Regions from separate parts of the Homo sapiens genome. Here region 1 is linked to region 2. Evidence: chromatin loops called from intact Hi-C (ENCODE). Cell type or tissue: endothelial cell of umbilical vein. All regions are shown on one strand. Links, peaks and the distances in the headings refer to the core of each region. The heading gives the core; the rest is flanking DNA. Region 1 overlaps SYNE1 (spectrin repeat containing nuclear envelope protein 1). Region 2 overlaps ESR1 (estrogen receptor 1).

Region 1 (2,924 bases), core at 288-2,787, 360 kb after region 2:
ATTATTGCCCACAACCTTTAAATTATAAATAATTCTAACTTGAATGTTAAAATAAAATGAACTGAACATAAACATTCTCATACATACCATATTGATAGATAAAATTTTCTCTTTTTTATGGTCATGATTTTTCCTATTTTAGCTTTTTGAATGCATTCTTTTTCATTAATTCCCTACCACTGATGTCACAGAGGTTATTCTCTTCCTTTCTACCTTTCTTTCCTATTTAACAGGGTCTTCTACTTTGTTTCTACTTTGTTTTCCCATTCTTCATTTTAAAATATTTCCATTCATTTATTATAATCACTTCTCTCTTTTACTAGAAATTAATTACCCAATCTAGGTGGATTTTGCAAACAATACCATCTTCCTAAAATTCATATTTGGATAGATAACAAATCCCAATGGAACTTCCAAAGCTCTTAAGGAAAATCACTGAATAGACTAGAAAATGCTTATGACTAGTGCTTACATCCATCTAGTTCCCTGTACAGAAAAGGTATAAATGTATATAATCTTTTTTTTTTTTTTTTTTTTTTTTTTTTTGAGACAAAGAGTCTCGCCCTGTCACCTAGGCTGGAGTGAAATGGCGCGATCTGGGCTCACTGCAACCTCTGCCTCCCGGGTTCAAGTGATTCTCCTGCCTCAGGCTCCTGAGTAGCTGGGATTATAGGTGCACGACACCATGCCTGGCTAATTTTTGTATTTTTAAGTAGAGACGATGTTTCATCATGTTGGTCAGGCTGGTCTCGAACTCCTGACCTTGTGATCTGCTCGCCTCGGCCTCCCAAAGTGCTGGATTATAGGCGTGAGCCACTGCACCTGGCCTAAATGTATATATTCTAAGCCTAAGTGAGCTCCATGAGATGAGGAGGTCAGAATTTCCACAGCTTTGTGGCTATGCTTGCAGAAAATTGCACAAATAAGTTTGGAGTGGAGATATATCAAACAAATCTTAACCAATTCTCATTTAAATTTATGATCCCCTCTTCTTCCTCCTCCTCATCTCCTTTTTCTCTTTATCTCTCTTTCCCTCTCTTGGTTTTATCACATGTAACCGTTCCCCAAAAGTATCTAACTTTCTATTAAAATATAGCTATAATACTTCTAAATTAACAGAGGTAATACTTGGTATCAGCATCATAGTTTTATTTTTTTTAATTCATGACAAAGTTACTAAATTGAGAATCCCAATTAGAAACAAAAGCATCGTTAACAAGTAAACACTTTGCCCATGGGGAGAAGGAGGTAGCAAGCAAGCTGAAGGCACTGTTGGTGTCACACAGCCTATTGTGCATTAAATTATTTTCGCACCTTGGTTAGCTGCTCTTTGAGCTTTGACATGGTCGCAAACATTTCTTTTCCTTCTTCTTGGGGGCTTTCTTTGGTAATGAGGTGTGCTGTCTTTGTAATTATCTTGTATTGGGCATCCATCACAGGCACCCTCTGCTCAATATCCTGCATGAATCATTGAAACAGCCAGATTCATACATGACACATTTCCTCTTAACTTCCGGATTCCACAGAAGGCAGAACAAAAATCAATATGCACTGTATAAAATCCAATACTTACACTAAACTTTCGACGATTCCAGTTTTTGCTTCCCTTCATTACTAATAAATATTGGTAATATTATATAGTTAATAAAATTTTCCTTTAAAAGTGACCAAAACATCAAGATTAGCTGAAATGATCTTTGTACTTTCCAAAACAAATCCCATGTTAATGTAGTATGGAAATATAAAATAAAATGTAAATGTATATTTAAAATGTGGGGGAATTCTGACTTTAAAAATTAGACTGGTTTTCGTTAAAAAAAAAAAAAGTAACTCATTGCCATTATAAAAACTTATAAATTAGAAATATTAGGATAATGACAATTTAAATTACTTATAGTCTTCTCCCACAGTAAAACCCAAAGCCAACATCTTATCTATACATCATTAAGTTTTTTTTTCCTGTGTTTACACCCATTTTAAAATTTTTACAAAGACAAAAGAATGATACTGTTGTTTGCTTTTCTCATGTAACAATATATTGCAAAATCTTACCATGTCATTAAAAATTCTTCCACTACTTCATTTGTGAGAGCTGCAGGCTATTCAAAATATGCAAATACCACAGTTCATGCAATAAATCCTTTATTATTGAAAGTATTTAGGTGCGGGTGCTATCTATAGATGTCTCCTGTTTTTTCCTAATACTTTTTAACTTGGTTGTAGAAAAAAAAAATCTCCAAACTGAGAAACAATTTGAAGTTACTTTATATGATCAAGTCATGTCTTTTTTATGTTCAATACATTTTTTTCTGACAGGTGCAAATTGGGACATACAGACATGTCAAAATGATGCCCAGGAGACACAGAAACAGCTTTTGCAATGATCTGAATAAACTTGCTGATCTTTCCTCTCACAACAGAGTAGGCTTTTCATTTTGATTCAGAAACCCCTCACCTCCAAGTCTTGAATTAATAGCTTGACATTCATAAAAGAGACTTCTAAGGGTTCAGAAAGTTTCTTATGGGCTTCCGTTGCAAAAGCAGACAGGGTAACAACACAGTCTGTGTATTCCTTCTTCATTCTGTCCATCTCATCAGCTTGAGCATACTGTTAAGGAAAGGGAGGAGGGAACATCGTGAAAGCCATTTAGCTGCGACCACTGGAACCACAACTTTCACTTTCACATATTCGCTGGAATTGTTATCCGGTAAGAAAGACTCTAATCTTTGATTCTCATTTTAGATAAATTTGAAGTAAGTCCAATTAGTTTGAAAGAAAAAAAGAAACTAGCATGAAAATGAAGAAATATGATTTGAAACGAGAATCATTCCATATAAGTAGGCTCCATATGTCAACATAATCCTTAATCAAACTAATGCATTTGTGTAATATTCCTCCATTATACATGGAAAAGAATGAAGAA
Region 2 (2,924 bases), core at 193-2,692:
GGGCTCAGATAACTCTGTGCATTTAAGCTACTTGTAGAGACCCAGGCCTGGAGAGTAGACATTTTGCCTCTGATAAGCACTTTTTAAATGGCTCTAAGAATAAGCCACAGCAAAGAATTTAAAGTGGCTCCTTTAATTGGTGACTTGGAGAAAGCTAGGTCAAGGGTTTATTATAGCACCCTCTTGTATTCCTATGGCAATGCATCCTTTTATGAAAGTGGTACACCTTAAAGCTTTTATATGACTGTAGCAGAGTATCTGGTGATTGTCAATTCATTCCCCCTATAGGAATACAAGGGGCACACAGGGAAGGCAGATCCCCTAGTTGGCAAGACTATTTTAACTTGATACACTGCAGATTCAGATGTGCTGAAAGCTCTGCCTCTGGCTTTCCGGTCATGGGTTCCAGTTAATTCATGCCTCCCATGGACCTATGGAGAGCAGCAAGTTGATCTTAGTTAAGTCTCCCTATATGAGGGATAAGTTCCTGATTTTTGTTTTTATTTTTGTGTTACAAAAGAAAGCCCTCCCTCCCTGAACTTGCAGTAAGGTCAGCTTCAGGACCTGTTCCAGTGGGCACTGTACTTGGATCTTCCCGGCGTGTGTGTGCCTTACACAGGGGTGAACTGTTCACTGTGGTGATGCATGATGAGGGTAAATGGTAGTTGAAAGGAGCAGGGGCCCTGGTGTTGCATTTAGCCCTGGGGCATGGAGCTGAACAGTACTTGTGCAGGATTGTTGTGGCTACTAGAGAACAAGAGGGAAAGTAGGGCAGAAACTGGATACAGTTCTGAGGCACAGCCAGACTTGCTCAGGGTGGCCCTGCCACAGGCTGCAGCTACCTAGGAACATTCCTTGCAGACCCCGCATTGCCCTTTGGGGGTGCCCTGGGATCCCTGGGGTAGTCCAGCTCTTCTTCATTTCCCAGCGTGGCCCTGGTTGGAAGAAGCAGCTGTCACAGCTGCTGTAGACAGCTGTGTTCCTACAATTGGCCCAGCACCCTGGGGCACGGGAGAAGGGTGGGGACCGTTGCTGTCACTACTCAGGCTGACTGGGGCCTGGTCAGATTACGTATGCCCTTGGTGGTTTAGAGATAATCCAAAATCAGGGTTTGGTTTGGGGAAGAAAATCCTCCCCCTTCCTCCCCCGCCCCGTTCCCTACCGCCTCCACTCCTGCCAGCTCATTTCCTTCAATTTCCTTTGACCTATAGGCTAAAAAAGAAAGGCTCATTCCAGCCACAGGGCAGCCTTCCCTGGGCCTTTGCTTCTCTAGCACAATTATGGGTTACTTCCTTTTTCTTAACAAAAAAGAATGTTTGATTTCCTCTGGGTGACCTTATTGTCTGTAATTGAAACCCTATTGAGAGGTGATGTCTGTGTTAGCCAATGACCCAGGTGAGCTGCTCGGGCTTCTCTTGGTATGTCTTGTTTGGAAAAGTGGATTTCATTCATTTCTGATTGTCCAGTTAAGTGATCACCAAAGGACTGAGAATCTGGGAGGGCAAAAAAAAAAAAAAAGTTTTTATGTGCACTTAAATTTGGGGACAATTTTATGTATCTGTGTTAAGGATATGTTTAAGAACATAATTCTTTTGTTGCTGTTTGTTTAAGAAGCACCTTAGTTTGTTTAAGAAGCACCTTATATAGTATAATATATATTTTTTTGAAATTACATTGCTTGTTTATCAGACAATTGAATGTAGTAATTCTGTTCTGGATTTAATTTGACTGGGTTAACATGCAAAAACCAAGGAAAAATATTTAGTTTTTTTTTTTTTTTTTGTATACTTTTCAAGCTACCTTGTCATGTATACAGTCATTTATGCCTAAAGCCTGGTGATTATTCATTTAAATGAAGATCACATTTCATATCAACTTTTGTATCCACAGTAGACAAAATAGCACTAATCCAGATGCCTATTGTTGGATACTGAATGACAGACAATCTTATGTAGCAAAGATTATGCCTGAAAAGGAAAATTATTCAGGGCAGCTAATTTTGCTTTTACCAAAATATCAGTAGTAATATTTTTGGACAGTAGCTAATGGGTCAGTGGGTTCTTTTTAATGTTTATACTTAGATTTTCTTTTAAAAAAATTAAAATAAAACAAAAAAAAATTTCTAGGACTAGACGATGTAATACCAGCTAAAGCCAAACAATTATACAGTGGAAGGTTTTACATTATTCATCCAATGTGTTTCTATTCATGTTAAGATACTACTACATTTGAAGTGGGCAGAGAACATCAGATGATTGAAATGTTCGCCCAGGGGTCTCCAGCAACTTTGGAAATCTCTTTGTATTTTTACTTGAAGTGCCACTAATGGACAGCAGATATTTTCTGGCTGATGTTGGTATTGGGTGTAGGAACATGATTTAAAAAAAAACTCTTGCCTCTGCTTTCCCCCACTCTGAGGCAAGTTAAAATGTAAAAGATGTGATTTATCTGGGGGGCTCAGGTATGGTGGGGAAGTGGATTCAGGAATCTGGGGAATGGCAAATATATTAAGAAGAGTATTGAAAGTATTTGGAGGAAAATGGTTAATTCTGGGTGTGCACCAGGGTTCAGTAGAGTCCACTTCTGCCCTGGAGACCACAAATCAACTAGCTCCATTTACAGCCATTTCTAAAATGGCAGCTTCAGTTCTAGAGAAGAAAGAACAACATCAGCAGTAAAGTCCATGGAATAGCTAGTGGTCTGTGTTTCTTTTCGCCATTGCCTAGCTTGCCGTAATGATTCTATAATGCCATCATGCAGCAATTATGAGAGGCTAGGTCATCCAAAGAGAAGACCCTATCAATGTAGGTTGCAAAATCTAACCCCTAAGGAAGTGCAGTCTTTGATTTGATTTCCCTAGTAACCTTGCAGATATGTTTAACCAAGCCATAGCCCATGCCTTTTGAGGGCTGAACAAATAAGGG

What was found. A loop is a pair of places that touch in the nucleus more often than their neighbours do. Peaks named below come from ENCODE experiments on the same cell type or tissue, not always from the same donor. Only the 100,000 strongest peaks of a DNase experiment are listed, where the experiment ranks them.
Region 1: a loop joins it to region 2, with 5 times the contacts of the local background. A loop is called at or near these places in 1 of 110 quality-filtered maps.

What each region holds. Positions count from the first base shown.
Region 1 is chr6:152,460,283-152,463,206 of GRCh38, forward strand. It overlaps SYNE1 (spectrin repeat containing nuclear envelope protein 1), which reads right to left. Exons shown (of 146, transcript NM_182961.4): 20 at 2,456-2,608; 21 at 1,315-1,458. Among named protein-coding and RNA genes, the nearest start is that of SYNE1-AS2, 59 kb to the left of the region's middle. In endothelial cell of umbilical vein, for the core only: no CTCF peak of the experiment used is centred there; a DNase peak (open chromatin) is centred at 1,449; H3K27ac peaks cover 935 bases.
Region 2 is chr6:152,099,270-152,102,193 of GRCh38, forward strand. ESR1 (estrogen receptor 1) reads left to right here. Exons shown (of 8, transcript NM_000125.4): 8 at 1-2,924. Among named protein-coding and RNA genes, the nearest start is that of SYNE1-AS1, 280 kb to the right of the region's middle. In endothelial cell of umbilical vein, for the core only: no CTCF peak of the experiment used is centred there; a DNase peak (open chromatin) is centred at 1,252; H3K27ac peaks cover 1,055 bases.